Linked DNA regions of Homo sapiens: regions 1 and 2 are each linked to region 3. A link is a loop called in an ENCODE intact Hi-C map of the cell type or tissue named here. Cell type or tissue: endothelial cell of umbilical vein. All regions are shown on one strand. Links, peaks and the distances in the headings refer to the core of each region. The heading gives the core; the rest is flanking DNA. Region 1 overlaps NLGN1 (neuroligin 1). Region 2 has its middle 160 kb from the start of NAALADL2-AS1. Region 3 has its middle 460 kb from the start of NAALADL2.

What was found. Peaks named below come from ENCODE experiments on the same cell type or tissue, not always from the same donor. Only the 100,000 strongest peaks of a DNase experiment are listed, where the experiment ranks them.
Region 1: it touches region 3 in a loop (2.8-fold over the local background); 2 of 110 quality-filtered maps call a loop at or near these places.
Region 2: it touches region 3 in a loop (9-fold over the local background); 2 of 110 quality-filtered maps call a loop at or near these places.

Annotation. Positions count from the first base shown.
Region 1 is chr3:173,578,767-173,589,549 of GRCh38, reverse strand. The region is part of intron 1 of NLGN1 (neuroligin 1); the gene reads right to left. Among named protein-coding and RNA genes, the nearest start is that of NLGN1, 190 kb to the right of the region's middle. In endothelial cell of umbilical vein, for the core only: a CTCF peak has its summit at 5,217; DNase peaks (open chromatin) are centred at 4,109, 4,199, 4,329, 5,229 and 1 weaker place; H3K4me3 peaks cover 1,463 bases; H3K27ac peaks cover 1,101 bases.
Region 2 is chr3:175,935,723-175,946,505 of GRCh38, reverse strand. No RefSeq gene overlaps it. Among named protein-coding and RNA genes, the nearest start is that of NAALADL2-AS1, 160 kb to the right of the region's middle. In endothelial cell of umbilical vein, for the core only: a CTCF peak has its summit at 4,851 (motif pointing right); no DNase peak of the experiment used is centred there.
Region 3 is chr3:174,393,690-174,404,472 of GRCh38, reverse strand. No RefSeq gene overlaps it. Among named protein-coding and RNA genes, the nearest start is that of NAALADL2, 460 kb to the left of the region's middle. In endothelial cell of umbilical vein, for the core only: no CTCF peak of the experiment used is centred there; a DNase peak (open chromatin) is centred at 6,402.

The DNA.
Region 1 (10,783 bases), core at 3,619-7,618, 810 kb after region 3:
TTCTGCTTTTCCTCCACATGCACTGCCACCATCAAATAAATAAATAAAAGTAAGCAAGCAAACACATTAGTCTATTTATTTTCTAAATTATGCAAAACATAAACAGAATTATAGGTAGAGGAAAGTTGACTATGCAGTTCTATTAATGAAGCACCACCTACAGCACCTCCAAAGAGACAGCATGGGCCTCAGCAGGTAGCTCTAATTGTAGGCATATGTAGCATTAGAAAAGTAGGCTACAGAAAAAGAAAAAGCTACTGTGTGGCCTGTCACAAGTGAACTAATATTATGTACATAAAGCGTAGCTGGATATGCAGTGAAAATACTAAACTAAAATTTCTATACAAACCAGGAGAAAGTGAAAAAAGTACATATTCTTCTGTTTCATAAGTCAAATCAAAGTTTGTCCACTTAAAGCTAAGTCCTAAGATGTCAACTGCATTAGTTAGGTCTAGTCTCAGGCTGGAACTTAATTTCCTGTGATATATCACTGTGGTTTTTGAATTTACATCAGTAGTAGTAACTTAACTTGCATTTGTTCCAAAATGAATTTCATGCTCAACTTGTTTTTCTTAATTAAACTTCCTTTAGCGGTCCCTAATATGTGTATTATTAAAACTCATTAGTCCCATCCACAATTGCCTGTCATTTTTTTGACTACACATTCATATATTGAAGTGCTGTGTTGCTATATATAGGAAGAAAATTAAATAATAAATATGGGGACTTGAACGTTTTATGAGTGTCAGGATGACAGACTGCCTGCAAGGCCCATAAGGTTTCACACAAAAGAGGCATTACTGCTAAAGCTAACATGCTGACACATCTCTGATCTATAAAGTCTGCAGTAATGGCAGCAGTGAAGCGCTTTGCCATTGACTAGAATTTCTCTCACATGCAACGGAAATAGGCACAGAAGAGATTATACTGACTGTTATAAAAAGAATTCATATAAAAATCCCCCAAAAGTTTAATGTCTAATAATTTCAAACTCCTGGAATGATTCACTAGTTTTCCCTGACTTCACTTAAGCTTCGAGTTGACAGTCATTCTCTATCACACAGGTTAGCTACCAAATGGCTGTGGGGATTTTTGTTTGTTTGATTTTACTTTGTTTGGGGGATGACTCTTGAAGGCAGAGATTATTCAGATCATTTTATACCAACATAGTAATATTTGACATTATCAACATTATTTCATTAATAACAGAACAAAAGTGACCAGCAAATGGGTTACTATTAAGGAATCATTTTTCTTAGAAATCATTTTCTTAGAAACAGAATGTTGCTATCCCACAGGATTATATGGTTAGCTACCTCATGATGTTTTAAATTATCTCTTAAAAAGCAATAAAAACATTAGACTCATCATGAGTGTTCACAAATTTGATATTTTTCAATGCTTGGCAAATTCAATATGTCAAAAACTTGAATTTTAAATTAATTGAAAGTTGGTTTTTGTTCTTTTTTATTTCTCAATAAAGCAAAAGAGATGGAAGATTTGCACTTGGAAGTGTCATGTGTTAAATTTCAACAAGTCATTTAAAAATAATTGCCCTTATCACTTTGCTTCTAATTAAGAGTGTGTTGCTAACTTCTTTTTAATGTAAAATAACATTTAATGTAGTTAATCATCTCAAAATCATAGAAAGAATCTATAGCAAATGTGTTAGCTTTTCCTGAATGTTAGGCCAGTTGCAACACATAAAAGGTTTTTGAGGGACAGGTGCAGCTGTCAAGCAAAACTCCAGTGAATGCAACATCAGTTTTTACATAGTGATAAGCTTAGAGGAATCCAATGTTATTTCTTGTCACTTATATCAGAAACTGTGCTTGCAGATTTCCAGGGCTAATTGACAGCTTCCATCTCTTTACCCCAAACTACCACATTTTGTGTTACTCTGATAGAAAATTCACAACTCATCAAGGCTACCATGTTCTTTTTAATAATTAGGACCAAAAACATGTATTGGGTAAGATGGAGCTAAATGGAATTAATTTTCTAAGTGAATTCCTCAGGTTTTTCAATAATTCCTAGAACAATCCACTCTATTAGGGAGAGCATTTATCTAACTGGGTACCTTGCTCTTCGTTTACTGGCCGCAACTTTTTAAAAAATTTTGGTGTGTAGTTTTGTATATACTTATTTCCATTGTTATTGGCTTTCCAAAGTGGATTTACTACCTACAAAGTTTACTGAAAGTTTTGTGTATGTACTGCTTGTAGAAACAAAGGATACAGCCCCTCCAAGTAGATTATAACAAAGAGAAGGTCACTTTCTCCCTTTTCATTTTAACTGACAAAAGAGAATATAATAGGGGAGTAGAAAGTATTGTTTATTCTGACAGAAATGTATTTTCCAGGCACTACAAAGGCACATTCAGTTAAGTCTTCCATTTTAACACTATGGCACATGCAATGACTACTGATTTAATGGTTTTGGAATATGCAAATCAATTTTAAAAGGACCTTCTTTTTCATGTTTCAAATTATCTATCTATTTTTATATCAACAGCCATATTCTCTATTAGCTTAAAAAGAGAAATTCCAACCCACCTACCACTCACCTTCATTACTTATTTGCTATTACCACTTAATGATATTTGCTAGCTGTCTTTTTAAAATCCGTTTAAACTTTGAAAATATTTTAAATACTATTAGACAGTGTGGCTAGGATCAGTGGCTAGACTGTGCCAATACACAGAACATCCATTCTTCTACTCTCAGTCTGCACGTGAACCACGTGACTTATAGCAGAGTAAAAAGAGACTAACCTAGCTTCTCAGATATCGCCTTAAAACTAACAATTGGGTTATAGCAGAGTAAAAAGAGACTAACCTAGCTTCTCAGATATCGCCTTAAAACTAACAATTGGGTTTGTAGAAACTATTTATTGTTATTTCTATAATCTCTAAATAAGCCTACACAACGTCTACTGAAATAAGAAATATCTACCTTTTCCACTTTAGAATTCCTGGGAGACAAAAGTTTTATATTTTGCTATTTCATCTTTAGAAAACAAATCTCACATGCATGCTTCAAAATTAGATTTCAGAAACACACATACACACACAAATCCAGGAAGAAAGTTTGGTTAGACTAATCTTTTAATAGTCAGAACGTCGCATGTATCTGGAATTCCTGAAAAAAAGTACTAGAGAATGAGTGTGCTTCAGATGACATTGAAGAGTTGCCTTTTGATGAGTTCACACACACAGACTTCAGTGGTAAAACCACAAAGGTATCTGCATACAGTCATAATCTGTAAACCAGAAATCCCTGAAAAAAGGTAACACTTTTATTCTAAAGATTAGAACATACAAAATGTATGTTTTATCTTTTATCTATCTCCATTTTATTCCAAAGCATTTGAATGTCTACAAGTTTAAAATTTAACGAATTGGCTTTAAAAAAAAAAGCCAACTAAAATTGTGATGTTGAAGTCTCAGATTCGTTAACCTACTGAACACATTTATATACATCCCTCAAATAAATCAGTTCTTTGTATGCAATTGTTCTGAAGCTACGTGGACTCCAAAATTACTTCAGAATAATATGCTTTTCTGGGTTCCAAAGCAACTTTTAGTTGCCTGAGTCAATTCATATTCACTGATTTGAGTGATTAATTATAGCTGCTGAAATTGATTTCCTTCTGCAAATAAAGATGAGTTTTTCTTGGGAGCTACAAAATTCTTAAAAAAAGAAAAAAATTCCTGAATTCAGCTGCAAGAAAATGTCTGGGAACGCGCGCGCACCGCTCAGTTGGAAAGAAAAGCCAGTAAGTGGCGAGGCAGGCAGGGCAGGGATGCATCAGAAATGCAGCCGTCTGCCTGGCGCACTCGCTAGCCTGGGCCCTCGGCAAAAAGCCTGCAACGTCTTCCTGGGCTGCTCCAACTCGAAGAAAGTTACCTCGGACTTGTATTATGGAAAGTCGTGCAAGTGAATTACAAGACAACATGTGTGGCCAGCCACCCACTTCTACTGTCTCTATCCGGTGCAGTGACCCTGTAACCCTTTAGTGTCCGGTTGAGAGAAGCGGGAAGCGGGAAGGGGTAGGAAGAGAGGGGTGGGGGAGGAGACAACATGAAAACAGCCAATTCCCCCTGCAAAATATCCCCCTAGAAGCCACGACAGCCGCAGAAACGGCGGCCGAAGCACCAGCGATTTCTACTTGGGCTTTTCCGCTCTACATGCAGGTTTTCCAAGGCACCGCTGCCTCCTCTCCTTAAAGTATTGCTAGGAGAAAGCACTGGATCTGGGAAGCGTCTCCCAACTGAGAGATTTTCAATGCAAAGTTGAGAGCTTGGAGAGCTGCTTGGCTCCCCCACCGACGCCACAAAAACAAGGTTTTTTAGCTCGATCTAGGTAGCTCCCTAGCGATCCCCCCGGGGATGCGCGAGGTGGTTTTATATTCCCCTTTCTCTCTCCATTTCACAGGCACCGCGTCCGCATCACCTTCCGCGCAGTGGCACAAAACCCTGGCAGCCCCCTCCCAATAAAAGAGCCACAAACTTACCCTCAGCAAGATAAATCCACAGAGGGAGCCCCCTCATCTTTCCCCGGTCCCTTTGCAATGATTCAAGGAGACGGTCTCTACAACACTTCGCCGTCAAATTCAAGCTGAAATGGTCCAAGTATTTACCAGTTTCTAGACGCTTTTTTGAAATCTCGAGCACCCGGTAATTCTTGTTCCAGGATTCAAGACGCTTCCTTTTCTCTTTTTTTGCTTTAAGCATCCGCAACCCCAGTTTTGCACCCCCCCCTCCTTTTTTATTCACCCACGGACACTTCTAAAACGTGTCGATTGATCCTTTTTTCTCTCCAGATGCAACCACGATCCAGAATCCTGGGGACCCAAAGCCACCTCCATGTAAATCCGACCATCAGGCAAGAAATACAAATGATCAAACAACGTTACTTCTTTCGGCTGCAATCAGATAATCCTACTAATCCAATAGATTTATCTCGATTGGAAATTGACCTCAAAAATGAATTCCCGGTGCTGATGTCCAGAAGAACAATTTCATAACCCTGTTCGGGTGACTGAAAAAAAACTCTGGTTTCTTTCTTTCTTTCTTTTTTAAAAAATCTTTTTTGGATTCTGGGTGCACTCCTCGCAAAAAAAAAAAAAAAAAAAAAAAAAAAAAAAAATGCCGAGGACCCTGGTTTTACCCTAATATAGGTTTCTACTCCAAATCGGTGCAGGATGAAAAATGGTACAAAGATACCCCTAGTGGCTCCAGGCGATATTGCAGGGATCTCACTTTTTTTTCCCATCCCCTCTCCTCACCTTTTTTTTTTTTTTTCTTTCTGCCCCTTTAGATAACTGGCTACTGCAGTAGTTAAAGAAGGCTGAACTGCAATTAACATGAATAGTATATGACTACTTGAATACAGCATCTGATGTTTCTTTGTTTTACGTTTAAAGACTGAATCTTCTGTGTTTCTGTCTCCTCTGGATTCTATTTTTTTTTTTTTGTCTACAAAAATTTCCCCAATGGCAGTTAGTAGCTAAAATGCCAATTTGAGGCAATTCGGTGATTTCAAAGCAATTGTATTTGTTTCTTTAATAACTATCGACCTAAAAGAAGCCTCACTCTTCCTGAGATATGCTGCTTTTAGAAAAACATTTAAAATTTTATTTCCTTTAAAGGAATATGATTGTGTGTGTGTGTATTCTTAGATAATCTCTTACTCATTTGGGACTTTTAGTGTTCATTCAGCAAAGCAAGTGATAGCTCCTGTAAGCCTGTGGTCACAGAACAAGACCTAAGAGTCATTACATAGGCCTCAATGTTGCTTACCTGAATGCTTTTAAATTCAATGACCTCAAGATTACCCCTAGCATTTCCGACAGGCTCCAGAGAAAGAGTCAATGCAAGGAATTTCAGGACTTTGTTTTCCCAAGCGCTCTAATCACACTTTGAGGGCTTGAAACACAAATTGGGCCTAGTAAACTAGAGAAGTTGAATTCTCTTTCATTGTGAGGGGTTCTGTAGCTGCAAGCAGTCCAAGACACTCTTTTTTAACTGACTAAATAATTAAGCCTTTTTAGTGTACAAGGTGTTAAGGAGTCAAAAGACCTTTCTTCTACCACTGGTGTTGCTATTAATTGGCTATGTGACTTTGGGCCATCACTTTTTGGCCCACGGCTAATTTATCTATTAACACTAAGGGGTAAACCCATATAAATCAATAAATATACATGTTCCTGGATGGGAGAATCAATATGGTAAATTAATCTATAGAAGTAATGTAATTATTAATAAAATCTACTACAATTTTTTTGTGGAAGCCTAAAAGTTAATTCTAAAATGTGTTTGCAAGGGCAAAGGGTAAGAAATTATCAATATAATCTGAATAATCTGAAGAAAAAGGTTCAGGAAGTTCCAATATGAACTATTAAGGCTTAACATAAAATAACAGTAACTGAGGCAATGCAGATGTGGTTCAGGGCTAGAAACTAGTCCAATGGAACAGAATAGAAAGTCCAGAAAAATATTCATGGATTTGTGGAAACCTGATAAATAACTGGTGACATCAGAAAGCACTGAGGGAAGATGACATATTCAGACACTGAATTAGCCATATGAAATAATGATAATACAAGATTGCAACTTCACATGTATGTATGTTAAGGTGGGTTAAAGACCTAAAGATGCTGAGCAAAATTTTACAACATTTAGAGGGAAATAGCTTTATGATTTTGGGTAGATGAGAACAGAAAGGTTTACTAAACAACATAAAAAAGCCAAAGTCCATAAAGAAATAATATTAAATTTGATATATTAAAATAAAGCAATTATATAAATCAAAATGTACACTCATAAAAGATATTTGCAATGCATATAATCAAAGAAGGATTACTATCCAAAGTACATAAAGGGGCTTATAAAAGATAAAAAATATAATAGGAAAGAATGGGTTAAGGAAATGAATAGTTGATTGACAGAAAAAGATTCTCAATGTCCAATAAGCATCTGAAAAAGGTCCTCAATCCCCCTAGTTATTAGAGAAATGCAATTCAAAATAATGAGATTTTTGTTTCCCAGTCATGAAATTGGCAGAAATTTACAAGTCCAGCAAAACTTAATATTGATGAAAATGTGAAGAAATTACAGAGAGTATATGATAGTACAAGTTCAGAGAGCAGTTTAGCAATAGTTGAACATTTTTATGTCCTATAATCCAGTTTTTCCACTCCTAGAACTATTCATTCCACAACTATTTGAAAGAGAAAAAAACAGTAGGAGAGAGAAATAATCTAAACACCTTCAGATAAATAGCTGGACAAAATATTTATAGAATATTCATATACTGCAATAGTAGAAACGGTAACAAGAAAAATGAATGTTACCTCAGCTCCTTGAGTTGATATAAATGAATCTCAAAAAATATAATATGCAGCAACAACAACAAAGGATGTTGCGGAAAGATGCTTATAGGATGATGATATTTGTATATAAAATTCAAAAACAGGTAAAATAATTACATCTATTATATTTGATCACATACCTATATACAGCAAAATATATCAACATGTATGATAATGACAAACATGATATTCAGGGTAGAGGTTACTGTGGGGAGGGTGCCAAGTAAATGAAATTGGAAAGGCATCACCAGAAGCTTCAACTGTATCTACTGTGCTCTATTTCTCAGCCTGAATCTTGAGTACATGGGTGTTTACAATATTACTATATAAATTGTTTATATGCTTTAAATATTTTATTAAAATTAAAGATTTAGACTACATTATTCCTGTGAATCTTTACCATATTATAAAATTTTCTAATTAAGTCTGAAAAAATGAAATATCAATATTTCATAATGTGCTTTTTATATGGAGATTTTTTTAAAAAACTGTACTACTAAATATTTCTAAGAAGTGTAAATGGAATGGTGCTTATTTACTTCTATAATTGATATTAGAAATTCTAGCTAGGAAGCAAAAATTACCACCTAAATGGGAAAATATGGTTGAAATTGAAAAAAATATATATGTAATCCTCAACTAGCTCTTTCTTGTATTTTCCTTTGATCTCACAAATAGTAACAGGGCCTCTGAAATTGTGAAACAGTCAATCAACTGATTGATCATGTTCAGTCTGACCAGTTAACTAAAAACTACCAAAGCCAGAGTAGCCATAAGCTGAAATTACAACATGAAAGAAAACTCACCCAGAGTATTTAAAATATGTATGTGAATTCAAATAAGAAGACTTTGTTGATATGAAATATGGGGACTGGAAATCTCATTTCACAATCACTAGGCATTATATTTCATAATCCATGCAAAAGAGATACCAAATATTAGAAAAGGCATTTTTTATAACTCAATTGAGCAGTTAATACTATTCAATGCACCCTGGACTCAGGAAAAATGCTTGAGTTAATTGTCAAACAATCAATTTTCAACTATTCTGAATAGATTTCCTGGAAATAACCAAAACAGATTTGTGATAAGGAAATAGTGATATGCCAATTTAATTTCCTTTGATAATAGAAAGATAAGGGAGAAGAAGCAGATGTACCATTATATTTCTGAAATTTGGAGAGGCTGACATTCTTTCAGCAAACACTTATTGAATACCTCCTGTATACTGGGCATAATCCAAAGTATATCATAGGAGAGTTGACTTTAAAACAGCCAACTACCACAAATCCTTAGTTTCCTATTGATGATTTATTTGTTGAGTGCAAATGGCTATTACTATTATCAATTAATATTTCAGCATCCATACTGAACAAGTATTAGATATTAATATAGAACTGAAGGTTCATTTTTCAGTATGTTTAAGTGTAAAATGAGTTCACAGAGTAAGGTAGTCAATGAAGAAAGAGGAGTAAAAGGAGAAGTGAAAGGAGAAGGAGGGATAGAGGAAAGGTGTTTGAGAATAAAAATGTGAATCAAATTCATTTATCTCCCTGGTGATTTACTGACAGAGAGGATAGAAACATACTTAATATTTGTATCCTTCATGATACAAATTATTAGTAAATGACTGACTTAATAGATCAAACAATAAAACTAGTTGCTATATGAAGAGAATAAATTCTCTAATGAAGAGAATCTCTTCATTAGATGGGCTTGCTAATTTCTTCAGAAAATGAAATCAATACAGGAGGAAAGTAAAAATTAGTATGAATAATAATAATGGAAATAAAAGACCAAGATTGGTAAACCTGAGCACTATAGGGCATTCCAATTTAACCGTGTTATTAAAATTTCAGCTCTGATAAAAAACATCTTAGAATTACATATCTTATTTTGGTTTCTATACCAAATAGAAAATGATGGATTGATTAATACCAAATGGATCATGTGAGGAAGCAGCATAGTTTTCATAACAAATAGAGGAGTAAGTATTTCATTGTTGCTTTTAATACAAAAGAGTTATTTTGAGAAAAGGTGGGGTTTTTTTTGAAAAATCATATAAATGCACATCTTTTATGACCAGGTCAAATCAATTCAGCTCTGGCTTGTGATAAACGTTTTAGGATGTTGTGAAAGATAGCAGCTCAGTGTCTGAAAAAGAAGAAATAACCGAAATATTTCATGTACCCCATAAACATATATACCTACTATATACCCACAACAATTTTTTAAAAATAATTTTAAAAATTCTGAAGCTAGAAATAAAATAAAACAGAATTGTAAAGCAAGTCTGGAGAAAAAAAAATCCTCTACCATCTTCAGAACTCCCCTGATGTAACCTCATATTAAGTGCTCAAGACTTGAATCTAAATGAATGGCAATTGGGAATTATGAAAGAAACAAAAATAAAAAGTGGTGCAACATTGTAAGTTCTAACTACTGCAAAGGTGACTGTTTACAAAGAGGTTCTTTCTACGGGGAAGAATCTACTCCCACAATCCTGCTTAATTAGAAAAGACTACTTAAAATGCTTGACTGGTACTGACTATATTTCAGATACGTATTGGGAGAACACACCTGCCTGGATGCTAAATATACCAGATGTATCTTTATATTTCATGGAATAGAGATTGGTAATGGAAACTAAGGAAGTGATGATCAAGACTAGACATTTTGTTTGTTTGTTTATTTATCTTGAGACCTGGTCTCACTGTCTTGCCCAGGCTGGAGTGCAGAGGCACGATCATGGCTCACTGCGGCCTCAAACTCCCCGGGCTCAGGTGATCCTCCCATGTCAGCCTCCTGAGTAGCTGAGAATACCGGCGCCATGCCATCACATCAGGCTAATTTTTGTATTTTTTTCTAGAGACAAGGATTCACTATGTTGCCCAGGCTAGCCTTGAACTTCCGAGCCCAAGCAATCTGCCCACCTTGGCTGTGCTGGGATTACAGGCATAGCCACTGCGACTACCCAAGACTAGATATTTTAGCATGAGACTGCCACTTTTGAAATGGGGCTTTTTCATCAATGTTGGTTAGAGATGCTAAAAGATATTTACAGAGGGACTCTTAAAAGGGTTTAAATCAGAAATAAATCCAGATTTTCAAAACAGACTTGAATAATTCTGACTTGTTAAAAACTTTCAAATAATGGTGCCATTAGGCTAATAATTAAGATTCTGTTTTCTTTTAGAAAAAGGTCTTTTTTACATCTATAATTTATACATTTATTTAATTGGTAAAATTGAAAAATATAGAAATTTCCAATTTCAAATGTTTTAGCTAATAATAGCATGATGCATTATTTTGCAGAATATTTTCTTCATTTTTGAATGTAAGTACATTTGTGAGGCAGTATTTACGCTGACCCTCTAATAACCTCAGAGCAGGTTCTCTTGATATTTTG
Region 2 (10,783 bases), core at 3,039-7,038, 1.5 Mb before region 3:
AATGTTATACACTATTTTAAATAATGTCCATACTTAGACTTCTTGTTTTCACCTAATGTTCTTTTTTGACTCTAAAATCTTACCTGGATATCACATTACATTTTGTTTTCATGTCTCTTTAGGTTCCTTGGCTTTGACAGTTTTTCAGACTTTCCTTATTTTTGATAAAATTGAAAGCGTTCATGAATACTGGTCAGGAATTTTGCTTTATGTCTTACTATTGAAATTTTTCTGATGTTTTTTCTCATGGTTAGACTGGGCTTTCAGGTTTTTGAAAAGAATACAGAGATAAAGTACTATTTTCATCACATCAAAGGTAAATAATATCAAAGACTTATCACTATTGGTGGTAACATTGAAAAACTGGTTGAGATAGTATTTTTCAGGTTTCTCCACTGTAGTTACCTTTTTCCCTTTTTTAGACTGTACTCTTTTGAAGAGTCATTATACACAGCCAACACTTATTAGTGAGAACTTATGCTCAGGATATCTGCATATATAATTTGAAATCCTTCCACATGTGAGTTTTTCTATTCTACACCATTTATTTATGTATTCAATCAGTTGTTTATATTATTATGGAGGCAGGGATATTTATTTTATTATTTAGATTACAATCCAATTCCACTTTGTTGTTGTTGTTGCTCAAATTGTTTCAGCTTTGACTTTTTGGAACTCTAAGTTGATTCCATTTTTCTTTAGACATACCCCAAATATTTGTGACTATAGCCATGTGGCTTCATTTCTGGGTTCTTTATTCTGTTCTATTGATCTATGTGTCTGTTTGAATACTAGTACCATGCTGTTTTGGTTACTATAGCTTTGTAGTATAATTTAAGGTCACGTAATATGATGCCTCCAGCTTTGTTCTTATTGCTGAGGATTGCTTTGGCTATTTGGGATCTTTTTTAGTTCCATGTGAATTTTAGGGTTTCTTTTTCTAATGATGTGAAAAATGACATTGGTATTTTGATAGGAATTTCATTGTATCTGTAGACTGCTTTGAGCTGTATGGTCACTTTAATGATACTGATTTTCTTCTGATCCATGTACATAAAATATTTTTCCATTTATTTCTGTCACATACAATTTTTTTCATCATTGTTTTGTAGTTTCTTTGTAGAGATCTTTTATCTCCTTGGTTAAATATATTCCTATATTTTTGAGTTTTTTATCCTTGGTAAATGGGATTGACTTCTTGATTTTGTTCTCAGCTTGATCATTACTGGTGTATTGAAATGCTATTGATTTTATATCCTGAAACTTTACTGAATTTATTTATCAAATCTAGGAGTCTTTTGGTGGAGTCTTAGGGTTTTCTTATCATATCATCAGCAAACATGATAATTTGACTTCTTCATCCCCAATTTGGATGCCTTTTCTTTTTACCTGATTACTTTGGCTAGGGCTTCCAGTACTGTGCTGAATGGGTGTGGTGAAAAATGGGCATTCTGGTCTTATTCCAGTTCTTATAAGTAATGCTTTCAACTTTTCCCCATTCAGTATAATGTTGCTTGTGAGTTTGTCATAAATGGTTTTTATTATTTTCAGGTATGCTCCTTCTATACCTAGTTTGTTAAGGGTTTTTATCATGAAGCCATGCTGTATTTTATCAAATGCTCATTCTGCATCTATTGAGATAATCATATGGTTTGTGTTTTTTATTCTGTTTACGTGGTGAATGACATTAATTGATTTGTGTATGTTGGACCATCCATTCATCCCTAGAATAAAACCAAACCGATTATGGTATATTATATTTTTGATGTAACGTTGATTTCAGTTTGCTAGTATTTTCTTGAGGATTTCTGCATGTATGCTCATCGGGAACTTTGGTCTGTAGCTTTCTTTTCTTCTTGTGTCCTTTTCTGGTTTGAGTATCATGTTGATATTGAATTTATGTAATAAGTTACGGGGAATTCCCTCCTTCTCAATTTTTTCAGAACAGTTTCAGTAAGACTGGTACCAGTTTTTCGTACATCTGGTAGAATTCAGCTGTAAATCGGTCTGTAGCCGAGCTTTGATTATTGAGGGATTTTTCATTATTGATTCAATCTTGCTACTGGTTATTGACCTGTTCAAGATTTCTATTTCTTCTTTGTTCACTTTTAGGAAGTTGTATGTTTCCAACGATTTATCCATTTCCTCTAGCTTTTCTAGTTTGTGAGTGTAGAGCTACTCATAGTAGTCTCTGATGATGGTTTTTATTTCTGTGGTATCAGTTGTAATGTCTCCTTTTTCATTTCTCATTGTGTTTACTTGAATCGTCTATCTTCTAGGTTTGTCTATCCAGAAGTCTATCAATTTTGCTCATCTTTTCAAAGAAGCTATCTTTTGTCTCATTAATCGTTGTATTTTTTGTCTCAATTCCACTTAGTTCTTCTCTAATCTTTGTTATTTCTATACTTAACCTAGCTTTTTGGTTTGTGCACTGTTATTTTTCTGTTTTCCTAAGGTGTGATGTTAGATTGTTAATTTGTGATTTTTTCCATTATTTTGATGTGGGCATTTACCACTATAAACTTCTCTCTTCACACTGCATTTGCTGTATCCAAGAGGTTTTGGTGTATTTTGTCTCCCTTTTTTTTCATTTCAAAAATGTTTTAATTTTTGTCTTAATTAAATCCTTTACCCAAAGATCATTCCAGATAACCGTGTTTATGTCCATGGAATTGGTCTCAAGTTTTATTCCACTGTGGTTTCAGAAGATGCTTGGTATGATTTCAATATTAAAAATTTATTGAAACTTGTTTTATGGCCTAATATATGGTCTATTTTTGAAAAATATTCCATGTGTTGATGAGAATATATATTCTGTGGTTGTTGCATAGAATGTTCTGTAAATGTCTGTTAGGTCCATTTGATAATTGAGTTTAATTTAAGTCCAGTGTTTGTTTCTTGATTTTCTGTTGTGATGATCTGTCTAGTGTTGTCAGTAGGGTGTTGAAGTCTCTCACTGTTATTGTTTTTCTGTATTTCTTAGATCTAGTCATATTTGTTTCACAAATCTGACTGTTCCAGAGTCAGATGTATACATATTCAGGATTGTTATAGCTTCTTGTTGAATTGATCTTTTTATCAATATATAATTGTTTATCTTTTTTACTGTTTTTGACATAAAGTCTGTTTTATCTAATCCAAGTATAGCTATTCTTGCTTGCTTTTGGTTTCCTTTTTCATGGAATATCTTCTTCCAACCCCTCACCTTCAGTCTATAAGTGTGTTCACCAGTAAGGTGAGTTTCTTGTAGGCAGCATATGGTTGGTTCTTTTCTTTTATACATTTTACCAATCTATACCTTTTAATTGGAGCATGTACTCTTTTTACATTCAAGATTACTATGGCCATCTGAGGTTTTGTACCTTTCATAATGCTAATTGTCATATAGTTGCTTTGTAGATTTTTTGTTTCTTTTTTTTTTTTTTTTTTTTTTTGCTGTTTATCTTTGTGGTTTGGTGAAGTTCTTTTACGTTGCCATTTCATTTCTTTCTCTTCCTCGTTTAACTGTCTTATAAGATCTGTGAGTTTTATATTTCATGTGTTTTTGTGATGACTAGTATTGACTTTTTGTTTCCATGTTTAGAACTCCTTTGCACACTTCTTGTAGTACCAATGACAAATTCTCTCATCGTTTTCTTGTTTGGTAAACACTTTACTTCTCCTTCATTCATGAGGTATATTCCAGCAGAATACAAAATTTAGAGTTGACAATTTTGCTTTTTTTTTAAGCACTATGAAAATAGAATCCCAATCTCTTGTGGCTTGTAAAGTTTTTGTTGGGAAGTTCATTGTTGGTCTGATGGAGTTTTCTTTGTAGATGGCTGGATATTGCTGATTTTAGTTTTAGTTTTTTAGGTTTTTTTTTAAATCTAGTTTGACCTTAGACAATCTGATGACTATATATCATGATGAGGATCTTCTTTCAATGCATTTTTCTGAAGTTGTTGATCCTCTTGTATCTGAATGTCTAGATCTCTTGTTAGAATAGGGAAGTTTTCCACAAATTGGTTTTTAAAATTTTTTGTTTTTTCTTCCCCCTCAGAAATATTTATGCTTCATAGGTTCAGATATTTAAGAAGTCCTACACTTCTTGAAGGCTTCATTCATTTTTTAAACATTATTTTTCTTCATCTTTATGTGATTGTATTTTTGAATTTTTGATTGAATTTTTGAAAACCTGTATTCAAGTTCTGAGATTCTTTCTCCTATTGTTGAAGCTTTCAACTCGACTTTATAATTTCTTCAGTTATTTTTTATTTCCATAAGTTTTATTTTTTAAAAAATATCTACCTCATGGGTAAATTTCTATCATAGCCTAAACCATATCCTCAATTGATATTCTGATTTATTTGTATTGGTTTGCATCTCACTGAGTTTCTTTAAAGTAAATATTTTAAATTATTTGTCTGCTATTTCAAAATTTTCATTTTGGTTAGGATCCATTTCTAGAAAGTTAGAGTGATTCTTGGTGGTGGTGTAACACCCAGTTTCTTCTCCAGAATTGTTATGCTGGTTTCTTCTCATTTGGAAAAATGTCACTTCTTATTTTATAATTTAGTTTTATTTAAATGGGATTTTTATTTTCCCACCTTAAGGATGTGACTATATTGTCTGTTGAATAGGATCATTTGGCTTTGCTTCTGGGTGCTTTCACTGGCAAGTCCCTGTATGAATTCTTTGGTTATAGATAGCCTTAGTGGCTTTCTCAAACACCAGTTGTACTAGTAGTGTACTGAACATGTGAACAGGCTCATGGCCTCCTGTAGGGCAGGGTTGACAGAGGTCTTAAAAAGCTTATTTCATTTCTAAGAGCTGTGTACTTCTGGCAGCAGATTTTGTATTGGGTTGTGCAGTTCAACCTCCAGGCCAGTAGGTGGCACTTTCAGGTAAGAGTTGGCTGCAGCAGTTGGCAGTAGGGTTGATGCTTGATCTTTGTTTACCAGGAAAAGCTCTCCACAGCCTCAGGCAATGGGTTGGCCCATAAAATGCAGAGTGTCCAGGGCTCTGTACTCAGCCCTGAGGTGTGGGAGTGATGCTGGGTGGAGCTGGACTGGGCTGGCCTGCCTTAGGGTCCTGCAATGGCAGGCACAAGCACCATTTGTGATACAGGTGGCAAGGAAGTTGTATAGACTGTATTATTTTCTTGGATACAGATAGTCTTATTGTGGTGGCTTTCCCAAATGCCTGGTGTAGTCGTAACGTACCCTGTGGGGGAGCAGACTCAAGTCCCTCTGAGTAGACAGGGTGGTGTGAACAACGGAGGTGGCAGAGGTCATGCAAATCTCTTCTCTTTTTCAAATGTTGTGCAATTGTCTCAGCAGATGTAAAAAACAAAACGGGCTTTGCAGGTTTGTCTCCTAGCCAGTAGGTGGCACTTGCAGGTGAGAGCCAACTGTGATAATGGCAGTTGGGCTTTTGCTTGACCTTTGTTAACCGGAAGTACTGAGAAGCTGCAGGCAATAGGCTGCGCTGTGGGACTTCCAGGAGTCCGAGTCCCATGCTCTGCCTCTGAGGCTGGTGGCTGGGGTAAAGCTGGGCAGGGCTGAGCCAGGCAGGGCTGTACTCAGGCTCCCCAATGGTAGGTACAAGCAACGGCCATAACATGGATCAGAAGGCAGTGCTCAGGCCACTGGGGCAATGCTTCAAGGAGGAGCATAACAACTTATTTTGTGCCAAAGAGTCAGCATGGGAAAAGAGAAGCAGTTTGTGTTCCACAACCTAGCAGATGGTAGTGACACCTGCCTCACTCCCACACCCTTGACCCAGCAAGGCTCCCTCCCATAACCCACTCCTGGCAGCAAGCTGAAACAGTAAGTCAAGACACAAGCAATCTGTCTTCAGATTACAAAACTGTCCTATGCCACAAAACTCCCTGCCAGGGACAAAAACTTGGACTCCCAGGCCACACCCCTCCGACTCCAGTCCTGCATCCTGCAGTGGGACTGCCCAACGCTTATGCCCGTGTTTCAAACCCATGCTACACTCATCTCTCAGATCTGGCCATGGGGCTCTTCCTCCTCTTAAGACTAGATTGCAAATCTCATTCTTGAGATTCTCTAAACCGATGACTAATGCTTGTTCTGGATGACAGATTTCCGCACAGCCCCCTATGAGTTAAGATCAGGAATGATCTCCTATTAGCATCAAGGTCTGGGAGCATGTGCAAAGTACTTCCTGCTGCCTCTTCTCACAGTCTCTTCACTGATCCCAGAATTGTATCAGTTGGAAGAGTCAAGGAGCTCCTCTGTGGCCTGGATTGCCTGACTCCCAAGTGGAAATGTATACTGTGAAGATACTCTTCCCCTCTCAGGAACTTGGAACTCACAGTTTTCCGTCAGACCCACAGTGTGGTCTGCTGCCCACCATATTTTTCAAAGTATCCAAAGTTTGTTTCATTTTTATGTTGAGCTTCCTATTCTTTCCTTGATCACAATGTGAATCTCTGCACACTATTTTGCTATTTCCAAGTGAATGAGGTTCGCTAACAAAGCCTCTATGCCTCCATCTTGGAGAAAAAAAAGCTAAGTATCGATATATTTTGTTTTCATTTTTATTTACTTCAAAATTTTAAATTTTTACTGAGACTTCTATTTTGACCTCTCACTTATTTAGAAATGTGTCAATTTTCAGATATTTGGAGCTATCTCAGTTATCTACATGTTACTGACTTCTATTTGAACTTCATTGTAGTATGAGAACATACTTTGTATTAATTCTATTATTTTATATTTTTAAGATGTCTTTTATGGCCCAAATGTGGTCAACCTTGAAGAACGTTCCATGTGATCATGAAAAAAATATATATATATTCTGCCATTGTGGATGTACTTTGCTAAACATGTCAACTAGATAAGTTAGTGATAGAGATGTTCAGTTTAAATATATTTTCATTTTCTGCTTGTTGCATCTGTCAATTACTAATGGGTAAGTGCTGAAATCTACAGGTATAATAGTGCCTCTGTTAGCCTATTTCTCCTTCAGTTTTATCAATATTACTGCATGTATTTTAATGTTCTCTTGTATGAGGCATACACATTTAGGATTGTTATGTCTTTTTGGAAAATTAACCCTTTTATCATTAGATAAAGCTCTGTAGCCCTAATAATCTCTATCTTTCCTGATGTCTGCTTTGTCTGAAATTAATGTAGCTCCTTTGCTTTCTTTTGATTAGCACTTTGTGTGTTTATCTTTTTACTTTTAACCCAGATGTATCTTTATATATTTAAAATGGGTTTCTTGTAAGTGACATATAGCTAGGTTTGGTTTTGTTATCCTCTTCAACAATTTCTATCTTTAACTGGTATATTTAGAACATTAACATCTAAAGAGATTATTGAGTGATATAGTTGGATAACTATCTACTATGTTTATAACTGTATTCTATTTCTTGTAGTTTTTTCCTAGTTTATTTTTTCCTTCCAATTTTTCTGAATTCTGTGATTTTAACTGACCATGTATAATATTTAATTTATATCATATATTAGTGTATTAATTGTACTTCTTTTTTTAAAAAAAAAAATGATCACTGTAGAATTTACCAAATAAAATGTAAGTTAATCTGTCTTTACCTCAAACAACCCTGTACCACTTTATGTGTAATGGATATTGTGTTAATTCATTCTCACACTTCTATAAAGAAATACGTGAGACTGAGTAATTTATAAATACAAGAGGTTTAATTGGCTCACCATTCTACAGGCTATACGAGAAGCATGATGGTTTCTGGGGAGGCCTCAGGAACTTTCAAGCATGGCAGAAGGTGAAAGCATTAGCAGGCATATTTTACATGGCTGGAGCAGTAGGAAGAGAGAGAAAGAGGGAAGGTACTGTGTCCAGAATTGGTGGGTTCTTGGTCTCACTGACTTCAAGAATGAGGCCGCAGACCCTCGCGGTGAGTGTTACAGCTCTTAAAGTGGCACGTCTGGAGTTTGTTCCTTCTGATGTTCAGATGTGTTCGGAGTTTGTTCCTTCTGGTGGGTTCGTGGTCTTGCTGGCTTCAGGAGTGAAGCTGCAGATCTTCACGGTGAGTGTTACAGCTCGTAAAAGCAGTGTGGACCCAAAGAGTGAGCAGTAGCAAGATTTATTGCAAAGAGTGAAAGAACAAACCTTCCACAGTGTGGAAGGGGACCCAAGCGGGTTGCCACTGCTGGCTCCGGCAGCCTGCTTTTATTCTCTTATCTGGCCCCACCCACATCCTGCTGATTGGTAGAGCCAAGTGGCCTGTTTTGACAGGGCGCTGATTGGTGCGTTTACAATCCCTGAGCTAGATACAAAAGTTCTCCATGTCCCCATCAGATTAGTTAGATACAGAGTATCCACACAAAGGTTCTCCAAGTCCCCACCAGAGCAGCTAGATACAGAGTGTCGATTGGTGCCCTCACAAACCCTGAGCTAGACACAGGGTGCTGATTGGTGTGTTTACAAACCTTGAGCTATATACACAGTGCTGATTGGTGCATTCACAATCCCTGAGCTAGACATAAAAGTTCTCCAAGGCCCCACCAGAGCAGCTAGATACAGAGTGTCAATTGATGTACTCACAAACCCTGAGCTAGACACAGGGTGCTGATTGGTGTGTTTACAAACCCTGAGCTAGATACAGAGTGCCAATTGGTGCATTCACAATCCCTGAGCTAGACATAAAGGTTCTCCACGGCCCCGCCAGACACAGGAGCCCACCTGGCTTCACCCAGTGGATCGTGCACTGGGGCTGCAGGTGGAGCTGCCTGCCAGTCGTGTGCCGCGTGCTCACACTCCTCAGCCCTTGGATGGTCAATGGGACTGGGCGCCGTGGAGCAGGGGGCGGCGCTTGTGGGGGAGGCTCGGGCTGCACAGGAGCCCACGGAGGTGGGGGAAGGCTCAGGCATGGCGGGCTGCAGTCCCGAGACCTGCCCTGCGGGAAGGCAGCTAAGGCCCGGTGAGAAATCGAGCACAGTGCCGGTGGGCCAGCACTGCTGGGGGACCCAGTACACGCTCTGCAGCCGCTGGCCCAGGTGCCAAGTCCCTCACTTCCCGGGGCTGGCAGGGCAGCTGGCTGCTTTGAGTGCGGGCCCGCCAAGCCCACGCACACCCGGAACTCCAGTTGGCCAACAAGTGCTGCATGCAGCCCCGGTTCCTGCTTGTGCCTCTCCCTCCACACCTCCCTGCAAGCTGAGGGAGTGGGCTCCAGCCTTTGCCAGCCCAGAAAGGGGCTCCCACAGTGCAGCAGTGGGCCGAAGGGCTCCTCAAGTGCCGCCAAAGTGGGAGCCCAGGCAGAGGAGGCGCTGAGAGCGAGCAAGGGCTGTGAGGACTGCCAGCACGCTGTCACCTCTCAGTACCACACACTTGTAAATAACCAGATCTCATGAGAACTCTATCACAAGATAGCACTAGAGGGATAGTGTTAAATCGTTAGAAACCACCCCCATGATCCAATCATCTCCCACCAGGCCCTGCCTCCAACATGGGGGTTTATGATTTGACATGAGATTTGGGCAGGGACACAGAACCAAACCATATTATTCCACCTCTGGCCCCTCCTAAATTTCATGTCTGTGTCACATTTCAAAATACAATTATGCCTTCCCAACAGGCTCCCAAAGTCTTAACTTATTTCAGTTTTAACTCGAAAGTCCATAGTCCAAAGTCTCATCTGAGACAAAGCAAGTCCCTTCTGCTTGTGACACTGTGAAATCAAAAGAAGTGAGTTATTTTCAAGATACAGTGGGGATACAGGCATTGAGTAAATACTCCCATTCCAAAAGGGGGAATTCAGCCAAAAGAACAGTCTAAAACCCAGAAGGGCAGTCAATAAATCTTAAAGCTCAAAAATAATTTTTGACTCTGTGTCCCACATCCAGAGCACACTGATGCAGTGGGTGGGCTCCCAAGGTAGCTCTTCAGGGCTCAGCCCCCATGGCTGCTCTCAAGGGCTAGTGAGTGCCTGCAGCTTTTCCGGGTGCACAGTGCAAGCTGTCAGTGGATCTATCATTCTGGGTTCTGGAGGTCAGTGGCCCTCTTCTCACAGCTTCACTAGGGAGTGCCACAGTGGGAACTCGGTGTGGGGCCTCCAACCCCATGTTTCATCCCCACACTGCCCTAGTAGAAGTTCTCCATGATGGCTTCACCCTGCACCAGGCTTCTGCTTGGACATCCAGGCTCTTCCATGTATCCTTTGAAATCTAGGTGAAACTCCCAAGCATCAGCTCTTGTACTCTGCACACCCATGGGCTTAACACTACAGGGAGGCTGCCAAGGCTTATGGCTTGCTTTCTCTGGAGTAATGGCTCCAGCTTTATGTACCTTGACCCCTTTTAGTCAAGACTGGAGCTGGAGAGGCTGGGATGTGGGGAGCAGTGTCTCAAGGCTGCGCAGGGCAGAGGGGTTCTGTACTTGGCCCATCAAACCATTATTTCCTCATAGGCCTCTAGGCCTGTTATGGGAGGGGCTGCCAAGAAAGTTTCTGAAATACCTTCAAGGTGTTTTCCCCATTGTCTTGGTTATCAACATTTGGCTCTTTTCTACTTATGCAAATTTCTGCAGTAGGCTTAAATTTTTCCCCAGAAAGTGAATTTTTCTTTTCTACCACATGGCCAGGCTGTATATTTTCCAAACTTTTATGCTCTTATTTAAATATAAGTTCCAATTTTACATCATTTCTTTGCTCACAAATATGAGTTAGCCTGCTAGAAGCAGCCAGACAACATCCTGAATGCTTTACTGTTTATAAATTTCTTCCAACGGATACCCTAAATCATCATTCTCAAGATCAAAGTTCCACAGATCCTTAGAGCAGGGGTACAGC
Region 3 (10,783 bases), core at 4,231-8,230:
TGTACACTGGTATGCTATTAATTTTCCCTTGATGTTTTTATTCCATAATGAAAACTGGGGAATGTGTGGTAGGTAAGGATGAAAGAAAAGCCATGGAGGAGAAATTAGGTACGCTTTTGTGTTCTCATTCTCTGTATCTGTTGGAATACTTTTACTCTTCACTTTCATTAGCAAATACAAGTAAAATTTATCGGTGAAAATATTAATTTGTATTTAAATTTCCAAATCTATCCTCTCCTTAATTTATCAAATAATTCACTATGATACAAACTACAAAATGTTACCAGGAATTCCTGTGATTCTTGGATAACAAGAGAAAATATTTTCAATTGAAATATCATACTTACAGTGAATCTTTTTTTCACTTTCTGTTCTCTTGATGGGAACAAAGGACTAAACAGCAATTGCAGTCCTAGGTCACAACAGAAGCACCTCCCTAAGAATTCCTGTTGTACAATGGTGGCTTTGTACCCACAGCTCTGGAAGGGTAGGAAACAATCTGACTGTGTGTTTAGAAGTCAAGGATAATTACATCTATAATTTGCATAACAATGATATTTCATGAAAACTGTAACATGAAAACTCCCATATTAAACAATTTTTCCTTTAGTTTAAATGGGAAAATTTATTATGTGTTCCATCTCATCCTAAGGTAACCAAAGATGCTCACAAATAGAAAAGGATGTAAGCTGGGCACTGTGGCTGACACCTGTAATCCCTGCACTTCGGGAGGCCAAGGTGGGCAGATCATGAGGTCAGGAGATTGAGACTATCCTGGCCAACATTGTGAAAACCCGTCTCTCCTAAAAATACAAAAATTAGCTGGGCATGGTGGTGTGTGCCTGTAATCCTAGCTACTTGGGAGGCTGAGGCAGGAGAATTGCTTGAAACAGGGAGTCAGAAGTTGCCGTGAGCTGAGATTGCGCCATAGCACTCCAGCCTGGTGACAGAGCGAGACTTCGTCTCAAAAAAAAAAAAAAAAAAAAAAAAAAAAAGAAAAAGAAAAAACCAAAAGCATGTCAATTAAACAAGTTAATAAAAGTAACAATAAAATATTCAAAAGCAAGTATAGTTTGTACCTAAATGCAGTGAACTAAGGTTTATTGTATCTGCCAAAGGAGAGAAAGAAAATTTGATAGAATGGTAGAAGAGTGCCAAAAAAAAAAGTAATTTTTTAGGGGGTGTATACCATTTTTAAAAACCGTTTTTCCTAGTTTTCCTTGAAGAGGTCCTTCACTTCCCTTGTTAGCTGTATTACTAGATATTTTATTATTTCTGTGGCAATCGCAAATGGGAATTCATTCATGATTTGGCTGTAGGCTTGTCTGTTGTTGGCATATAGGAATGCTCATAATTTTGGGGCATTGATTTTGTATCCTGAGACTTTGCTCAAGTTGCTTATCCATTTAAGAAGCTTTTGGGCTGAGACGATGGGGTTTTCTAGATATAGGATCATATTATCTGCAAGCAAAGATAGTTTGACTTCCTCTCTTCCTATCTGAATACACTTTATTTCTTTCTCTTGCCTGATTGCCCTGGCCAGAACTTCCAATTCTATGTTGGATAGAGTGGTGAGAGAGGGCAACCTTATGTTGTGCTGGTTTTCAAGGGGAATGCTTCCAGCTCTTGCCCATTCAGTATGATATTGACTGTGGTTTTTCATATATGACTTATTATTTTGACTTCCGTTCCTTCAATACCTAGTTTATTGAGAGTTTTTAACATGAAGGGATGTTGAATTTTATCGAAGGCCTTTTCTGCATCTGTTGAGATAATCATGTGATTTTTGTCTTTAGTTCTGTTAATGTGATGAATCACATTATTGATTTGCGTATGTTGAACCAAGCTTGCATCCTGAGGATGAAGCCTACTTGATGGTGGTGGATAAGCTTTTTGATGTGCTGCTGGATTTGGCTTGCCGTATTTTATTGAGGATTTTTGCATCAATGTTCATCAAGGATATTGGCTTGAAGTTTTCTTTTATTGTTGTACCTCTGCCAGGTTTTGGTATCAGTATGATGCTGGCTTCATACAATGAGTTAGAGAGGAGTCCCTACTTGTCAATTGTTTGGCATAATTTCAGTAGAAATGGTACCAGTTCTTCTTTGTACCTCTGGTAGAATTCAGCTGTGAATTTGTCTGGTCATGGGCTTTTTTGGGTTGGTAGGCTATTTATTACTGCCTCAATTTCAGAACTCATTATTATTGGTGTATTAGGGATTCAATTTCTTCCTAACTTAATTTTGGGAGTGTGTACATAGTAGGAATGTATCTACGTCTTCTAGATTTCCTAGTTTATGTGCATAGAGATGTGTGTGGGATTCTCTTCATGGTTGTTTGTGTTTCTGTGGGGTCAGTGGTGATATCCCCCTTATCATTTCTGATTGTGTTTATTTGAATATTCTCTCTTTTTTTCTTTATTAGTCTAGCTGGTGGTCTATCTATTTTGTTAATAATTTAAAAAGCAGCTCCTGAATTCGTTGATTTTTTGAAAGGTTTTTTATGTCTCTATCTCCTTCCGTTCAGGTGCGATCTTGGTTATTTCTTGTCTTCTGCTAGATTTAGGGTTTATTTGCTCTTGGTTCTTTAGTTCTTTTAGTTGTGATGTTAGGTTGTTAATTTAAGATCTTTCTAGCTTTTTGATGTGGGCAGTTAGTGCTATAAGTTTCCCTCTTAACACTGTGTTAGTTGTGTCCTAGAGATTCTAGCACATTGTATCTTTGTTCTCCTTAGTTCCAAATAACTTCTTGGTTTCTGCCTTAGTTTCATTATTTACCCAAGAGTCATTCAGGAGCAGGTTGTTTAATTTCCATGTACTTGTGTGGTTCTGAGTGATTTTCTTAATCTTGAACTCTAATTGATTGTGTTGTGGTCTGAGAGGCTGTTTGTTATAATTCCAGTTCTTTTGCATTTGCTGAGGAGAGTTTTACTTCCGATTATGTGATCAATTTTAGAGTAAGTGCCATGTGGTGATGAGAAGAGTGTATATTCTGTTGTTTTTGGGTGGAGAGTTCTGTAGATATATATCAGGTCTGCTTGATCCAGAGCTGAGTTCAGGTCCTAAATATCTTTGTCAATTTTCTCTCTTGATGATCTGTCTAATACTGTCAGTGGAGTGTTAAAGTCTCCCTCTATTATTGTGTGTCCAAGTCTGTTTGATGGTCCCTAAGAACTTTATTTATGAATCTGGGTGCTCCTATATTGAGTGCAAATATATTTAGGATAGTTAGGTCTTCTTGTTGAATTGAACGCTTTACCACTATGCAATGCCCTTCTCTGTCTATTTTGATTTTGTTGGTTTAAAGTTTGTTTTATCAGAGATGACATAAACAAATGGAAAAACATTCCATTTTCATGGATAGGAAGAATCAATATTGTGAAAATGGCCATACTGCCCAAAGCATTTTATAGATTCAATGCTATTCTCATTAAACTACCATTGACACTCTTCACAGAATTAGAAAAAACTACTTTAAAATTCATATGGAACCAACAAAGAGTTCAAATAGCCAAGATGATCTTAAACAAAAAGAAGAAAAACAAACCTGGAAGCATCACACTACATAACTTCAAACTATACTACAAGGCTATAGTAACCAAAACAGCATGGTACTGGTACAATAATAGATACATAGACCAATGGAACATAATAGGGAACCCAGAAATAAGATCACACAGCTAAACCCATCTGATCTTTGACAAACCTGACAAAAACAAGCAATGGGGAGAGGATTTCCTATTTCATAAATGGTGCTGGGAGAACTGGCTAGCCATATGTAGAAAATTGAAATGGGACCCCTTCCTTACACCATATACAAAAGTCAACTTAAGATGGATTATGGATTAAAGGGTTTAATGTAAAAACAAAAGTATAAAAAACTAGAAGAAAATCTAGGCAATTTTATTGAGGCCATGGTCACAGGCTAAGATTTCATGATGAAAACACCAAAAGCAATTGCAACATAAGCAAAAGTTGACAAATGGGATCCTAAACTAAAGAGCTTCTGTACAGTGAAAGAAACTATCACAACAGTGAACAAACTATAGAATGGGAGAAAATTTTTGCAATCTATGTGTCTGAAAAAGTTCTAGTACCCAGAATCTACAAGCAAACTTAAGCAAACTTACAAGAAAAAAGCAAACAATCCCGTTATAAAGTGGGGAAAGGACAGAAGCAGACACATCTCAAAAGAAGACATACATGCAGCCAACAAACACATGAAAAAAAGGCTCAACATCACCAATCATTAGAGAAATGAAAATCAAAACCACAGTGAGATATGATCTGACACCAGTCAGAATGGCAATTATTAAAAAGCCAAAAAACAACAGATGCTGGCAAGGTTGTGGAGAAAAAGGAATGCTTTTACACTGTTGGTGGGAGTGTAAATTAGTGCAATCATTGTGGAAGACAGTGTGGCAATTCCTTAAAGATATAGAGACAGAAATACCATTTGACCCAGCAATCCCATTACTGGGTATATATCCAAAGAAATATAAATCCTATTACTGGGTATATGCCCAAAGAAATATACATTTATATAAATTATCTTATATAGATTTCATTTACATAAAATAAATATAAATGAAATATAAATATAAATATACACAAATCTAACAATGTGGGACAATTCTTGGTTGTGTAGGACACCTTACAGCCCTGACTTTGAACCAATGAATACTGGTAACTTCTACAAATTATGGGACAAACTACTTCCTCTGCCACTTCCCCCAAAGTTCAAAAACATTCCCTAGATGGCAGTACTGCTTTCATGAAAAACCACTGATTTTATCCACGAATGCCATTAAGAGCAGTAGTAATTAGATAGAAAAGATATATCATCAAGAGAAGAGAAAAGTGCTAAAATAGCACAAGTATATAATGTGGATTAATAAATCTCTGATCACCATTTTCCCTCACTACGAAGAAGAAACAATAAGAAACACTGTACTTTGTACATAGACATTGTCTTGGAGAGGTATTTGGAATGGTAACAAATGTCTGAGAAGCTAGAAATTTTACCTATAAAAAATGAGACCTAATGATATTGTTTAAATTATTATATAGGACTAAAGTTACTGTATTGGACTGATTTCCTTTTACCATTACACATTAGGTTAGGACTTTTGTTTCATACACCTCAGCTCCCCCCAAGAAATAGTTATTAAAAGTTGAAATGTTCCAAGGAATAACACAAAGGCGAATTACTGTATAGAGGCTTCCTGTGACTTTAGGGAGCACAATTTTCATGGAGTTATGTGTTGCCATGGGAGATGTTGTTGGGAGATGAAGATATGGAGCCAAGCAAGCCGGGCTGTGAAAAGTGGAAAAATAATAGCATACTAGCTAGTGAGAGCTAAGAAGCAGAGAAGTATATTTTGTTTTTGAAGATGGCAAAATGTAGACATGTTTATATGCTAAGGGGAAAGAATCAGCGAAAGGAAATAATTGAGATAATGCAGAATTGAGCTCATCATTGAAGAGTACATTCCTTGGACACACAGTATGATGAGATAAGAAGCCATGATGAAGAAAATTTCCTTGAATCACAAAAGGGAGCAGCCATGGGAATCAAACAAAACTATTTAGGAATTTGAAATCAACTGAAGGAAAAACTTGGGAATTTCCAACACATGTAATCATCAAATTTGAATTATATTTTGAGTAGATCTTCAGTAGGTTTACTAACATAGTTTCAAGTAACTCTTTATACTTGAATTGATTTAATTGAACATTTAATTTTATCACATATAAATAAAATAGCAGGAATCATAAAAGTACAGCTCATTTTATTTTTAGAAACTGAACAAACGGTCAAGAGACAGAATGCTACCAGTACCCCAGAAGTTTCCTCTTGCCCAATCCTAGTCTCAACCCCCCGCCACCAAGGACAATCACTAACCTGACTGCTAACCCATATATTAGTTTTGCATGTTTTTGAACTTTATAAAACTCATGGAATCATAAAATACATACTGTATTGTAAGTGACTTCTGCTCAACATGTTTCTGGGATTTGTTGTGTGTAGTTGTATTTTTTTTTTCATTTTCTTGCTGCATAGTATACCACTGTCTATACATACACCCAATGTATTTATTCATTCTACTTTTGATTGGCTGGCATTTGGGTAGCTTCCAGTTTGGGATATTACAAGTACTGCCACTATGAACATTTTTGGTCTTGTTTTTTGGTTTACAAATTTACACATTTCCATTCAGTATACACTTAAAAATGGTAATGGAGGGTAAATTAGGCTTTTCTAAAATATTTTTTAGAGATAGGGTCTTGCCATGTTGCCCAGGCTGGACTCAAATGATCCTCTTATCTCAGCCTCCCAAATAACTGTGACTACAGTGGCATACCATCATGCTGGCTTTTTGTTTTTTTTACCTGCCAAAATTTGTTGGTTCATTTTACTAGCATGGAGAGACAGTGACATCTGGTGTATGAAATAATAAATTTCAGGTCTTAGTGTATGTTTGAAATTTAAGGAATCTACTCTTAAAGGTAGTCTGGGTGTTATAAGAATCCATACATAGAATGAGTTTATAGTTCTGTTTCTACTATTAAAATTAATCTAATTTTTTTTCACTTTGAACACATAAAGAATTTGGGAATTTTAAATCTTTTTACATTTATAGAGACAGGGTTTTGCTATGTTGCCCAGGCTGGTCTCAAACTCCTAGTCTCAAGCAATCCACCTGCCTTGGCTTCCCAAAGTGCTAGGATTACAGGTGTGAGCCACTGCACCCAGCCCAGAATTTGGTGTATGAGTCAGGGTTCTTTAGAGGGACAGAACTAATAGGATGGATAGATAGATAGATAGATAGATAGATAGATAGATAATAGATATAAAGGGGAGTTTAGTAAGTATCAACTCACGCCAATCACAAGGTCACACAACAGGCCATCTGCAAGCTGAGGAGCAAGTAAAGCCAGTTCGAGTCTCAAAACTGAAGAACTTGGAGTCCAATGTTTGAGGACAGGAAGCATCCAGCACAGGACAAAGATGTAGGCTGACAGCTAGGCCAGTCTAGTCTTTTCACATTTTTCTGCCTGCTTTATATTCTAGCTGTGCTGGCAGCTGATTAGATGGTGCCCACACAGATTAAGGGTGGGTCTACCTTCCCCAGCCCACTGACTCAAATGTTAATCTCCTTTGGCAACACCTTCACAGACACACCCAGAATCAGTACTTTGCATCCTTCAATCCAACCAAGTTGACACTCAGTATTAACCATCCCAAGTCCACTCCTTATCAACTTGAACCCATACACATCTCCTGAGATCATACATAATCTTTAAGTAAAGGCAATAATGTCATAATTATGGCAACATAACACAACTATCCTTCATACAACCAGAAACGCACCAATCCCCAACCCAAATGTTATTACATAAAGTTAATAATACTTAAATGCTGATATGAAGTCAATAATCTTATTAACATGACAAAGGAAAAAGGAAATAAAATATATTTTCTTAGTCCAAGTGTATGCATGTACAAACATGTTTTTAACAAAAGAAGGAGGAAATACTCATGACAATTACAGTCCTCATTTCTGCAGCTGGTCATGTGATTATAGCTGGTATTGATGACTACCTTCTTCTACTATCCATTCTGTATTCCCTTCGCCTTCAGCAAGCACCTCAGCAGGTCATGGTTTTTCTCCTGGTGGAGTGACCCAAACCTTCATTCATGAAGGGTCTGGGTCATTTGTAGTTCTGCCTGGATTGGGCTGTTGTAGTTTCCCATTTACCTTAATCACATGGCATGATAATACTAAGAGACACCCTAATGGATCCCCTGTATTCCATGCATACTCTTCCCTACCTCCATTGTGGAGGCCTTTACTGTGATTCTCCTATGGGGGCCTGCCAAAGGCTCCAAAAGAATCCCTATCTGCCACTGACATCTCAAGCACCGCTGGATCTGCTGGGTCATGTGGCTCAAGTGGCAGAGCAGCTTGCACAGCAGCCTGGACCTGTTGCTGAGCCTTCTCCTGTTCTGGACCACACTCAAAACTGGCAGCCTTTTGGGTTACTAGATAGATGGGCTGGAGTAACACACTCCAATGAGGAATGTGTTGTCTCCAAAATCCAAATAGGCCCACTAGGGCCTCTTTCTTGGTTGTGGGAAGGACCAAATGCAGCAACTTATCCTTCACCTTAGAAAGAATATCTTGATAAGCCCCACACCACTGGACCCCTAGAAATTTTACTGAGGGAGAAGATCCCAGAGTTTCAGTCAGATTTATTTCTCATCCTCTGGCATGCAAATGTCTCACCAATAAGTCCAGTGTGTTTGCTACTTCTTGCTCACTGGATGCCATCATCATAATGTCATCAATGTAATGCACCAGTGTGATATCTTGCAGAGGCAAAAAGCAATCAAGGTCTCTCTGAATAAGATTATGACACAAAGCCAGAGAATTGATATACCCCTGAGGTAGGACAGTAAGGGTATATATATATAAAGGGGAGTTTATTAAGTATTAACTCAGACAATCACAAGGTCCCACAATAGACTGCCTGCAAGCTGAGGAGCAAGGAAAGCCAGTCTGAGTCCTAAAACGGAAGAACTTGGAGTCAGATGTTCAAGGGCAGGAAGCATCCAGCACAGGAGAAAGATGTAGGCTGGGAGAAAGATGTAGGCTGGGAGGCTAAGCCAGTCTAGTATTTTCACATTTTTCTGCTTGCTTTATATTCTAGCTGCACCAACAACTGATTATATGGTGCCCACACGATTAAAAGTAGGTCTACCTTCCCCAGCCCACTGACTCAAACGTTAATCTCCTTTGGCAACACCCTCACAGACACACCCAGGATCAATACTTTTCATCCTTCAATCCAATCAAGTTGACACTCAGTATTAACCATCACATTTGGGAAGTTCATAAGTAATAGATAAAACCAAGTAATTAGACAAGATTAACAGAAGAAATGCTATTGTGATGTGCGCTAATGACAATTTTTGTACTGCAAATCACTACACTTAAAGTTGTCACATATTGAAAGATTTTTAGGATTGTGAAATACAACATTTGCATTCTAAAGTAACCTAGTGGGCCAGGTGTAGTAGCTCATGCCTATAATCCTAGCACTTTGGGAGACTGAGAGGCGAGGATTGCTTAAATTCATGAGCTTGAGACAAACCTGGGTAACACAGTGAGACCCATGTCTCTAAAAAAAAAAAAAAAAAAAAATACTAAAACAAAACTAACCCAATGAAATCTGAACAAAATGAAATATAAACTGTATGTTTTTAAGGTAACAAGAAAGTAAAACAAATTTATATATTGGAATTCTTTGGAATTCAACTAACGGAGCTCTCTGTTCCTTTGTAAATTTTCTACCTCTGTTGAAAGAGATAAACTTTTTTTAATGACAATATATGATTAGGAAAAATGTATGTCCATTCCATTTTGTGGTTTTTCTCTGATCTTTGCTGTCAAAAAACAAACAAACAAACAAGCAAAGAACAGGTGGATGATTCATGTCAAGTATGTCCTTTAAGGCATTATTTGCATTCACATTTACAGTTCTTGAAAGATCATACTGTTTTCTTCTTTGACATCATGAAGCTCGTAAGTCAAGGTTTATCACACTGAAACATAATGCTCTTCAATATTTATTTCATAAATGTTTATCATAACCTCTTATCTGCCAGGCATATTAACTAGTGGCATCCCAAATGAAGTTTCTTTCTCCTCTCACCCTCTCTGACACCCTTCTTTTCTTCTTTCCTTCCTTCCCACTCTCTTTCCTCTGTCTCTCCTTAACATGGAGTAACCTAAGTAAAATTAAATGCTGACAAGAAACTTGATCATGGGAGAAGACGTGAGAACTAGAGTGATTTTGGTGGAGCAGAGAGAGATAAACACAAAGATAGAAGCCATTTTCCATTCAGTTAAGAGAGACAACCCCTTACTAATTGTGTCAGGGAAGAAGGAAGAAAGAACGAAGGAGTGTAAAATGAAAGTAGCATGGTGGGAGGCTGAGGAAGGTTTGGGGAAGTGATGATTGAGATCACGTTCTGAAAGCGATGTCGGAAGAGGTATCTTGGTAGTTTAGAGAAAATAAAGAAAGTTTCTGTTAGTAATTGTTGAGAATTAGAGTAAGACAAAGAGAAAGTAACCAGAAGAAATACACAGGATTTCTGAGGCACATTGAAGTCTCAGTGGAGGCAAAAGACCTGGAATTTGTAATGGTGCAAATCATCATCAGTGCTCATTAAGCAAAGTTTAGTCAGAGAGAAGCAGAATTGGTGAATTGAGCTGTTTGTTTTTAGAATTTATACACACAAATGCACACAGACACACACAGACATATATAACCAATATATATACATATCATAAATACATATATACATATACATGTCATATATACATATATACATATCATATATACATATATACATATACATATACATATCATATATACATATATACATATCATATATATATGTTGTTGGTTTTATATATATATATTATCATATATATATGACAAGAGATAAGGGCCTAATCTGAAGGATTATCAAAGTATTTCATGAAATCGATGTAGCTCTGAAAAGGTGTTTTATAGACAAATTATATATAGCTTTTGGCAGAGAGAGGTTGATATTTCTTAAGTACTTGGCAATTAGGTAAAGACAAGGTATTACGGTAATAATGAAGTAGGAGAGCTGGGATCGTGAGAAAAGGTCAGACAGGTGTTGGAAATTTAAGTCTTCAGACTATTTGTAATGATGGCTGAGGTAGGAGAGGCTGAGAAAAATGAAGT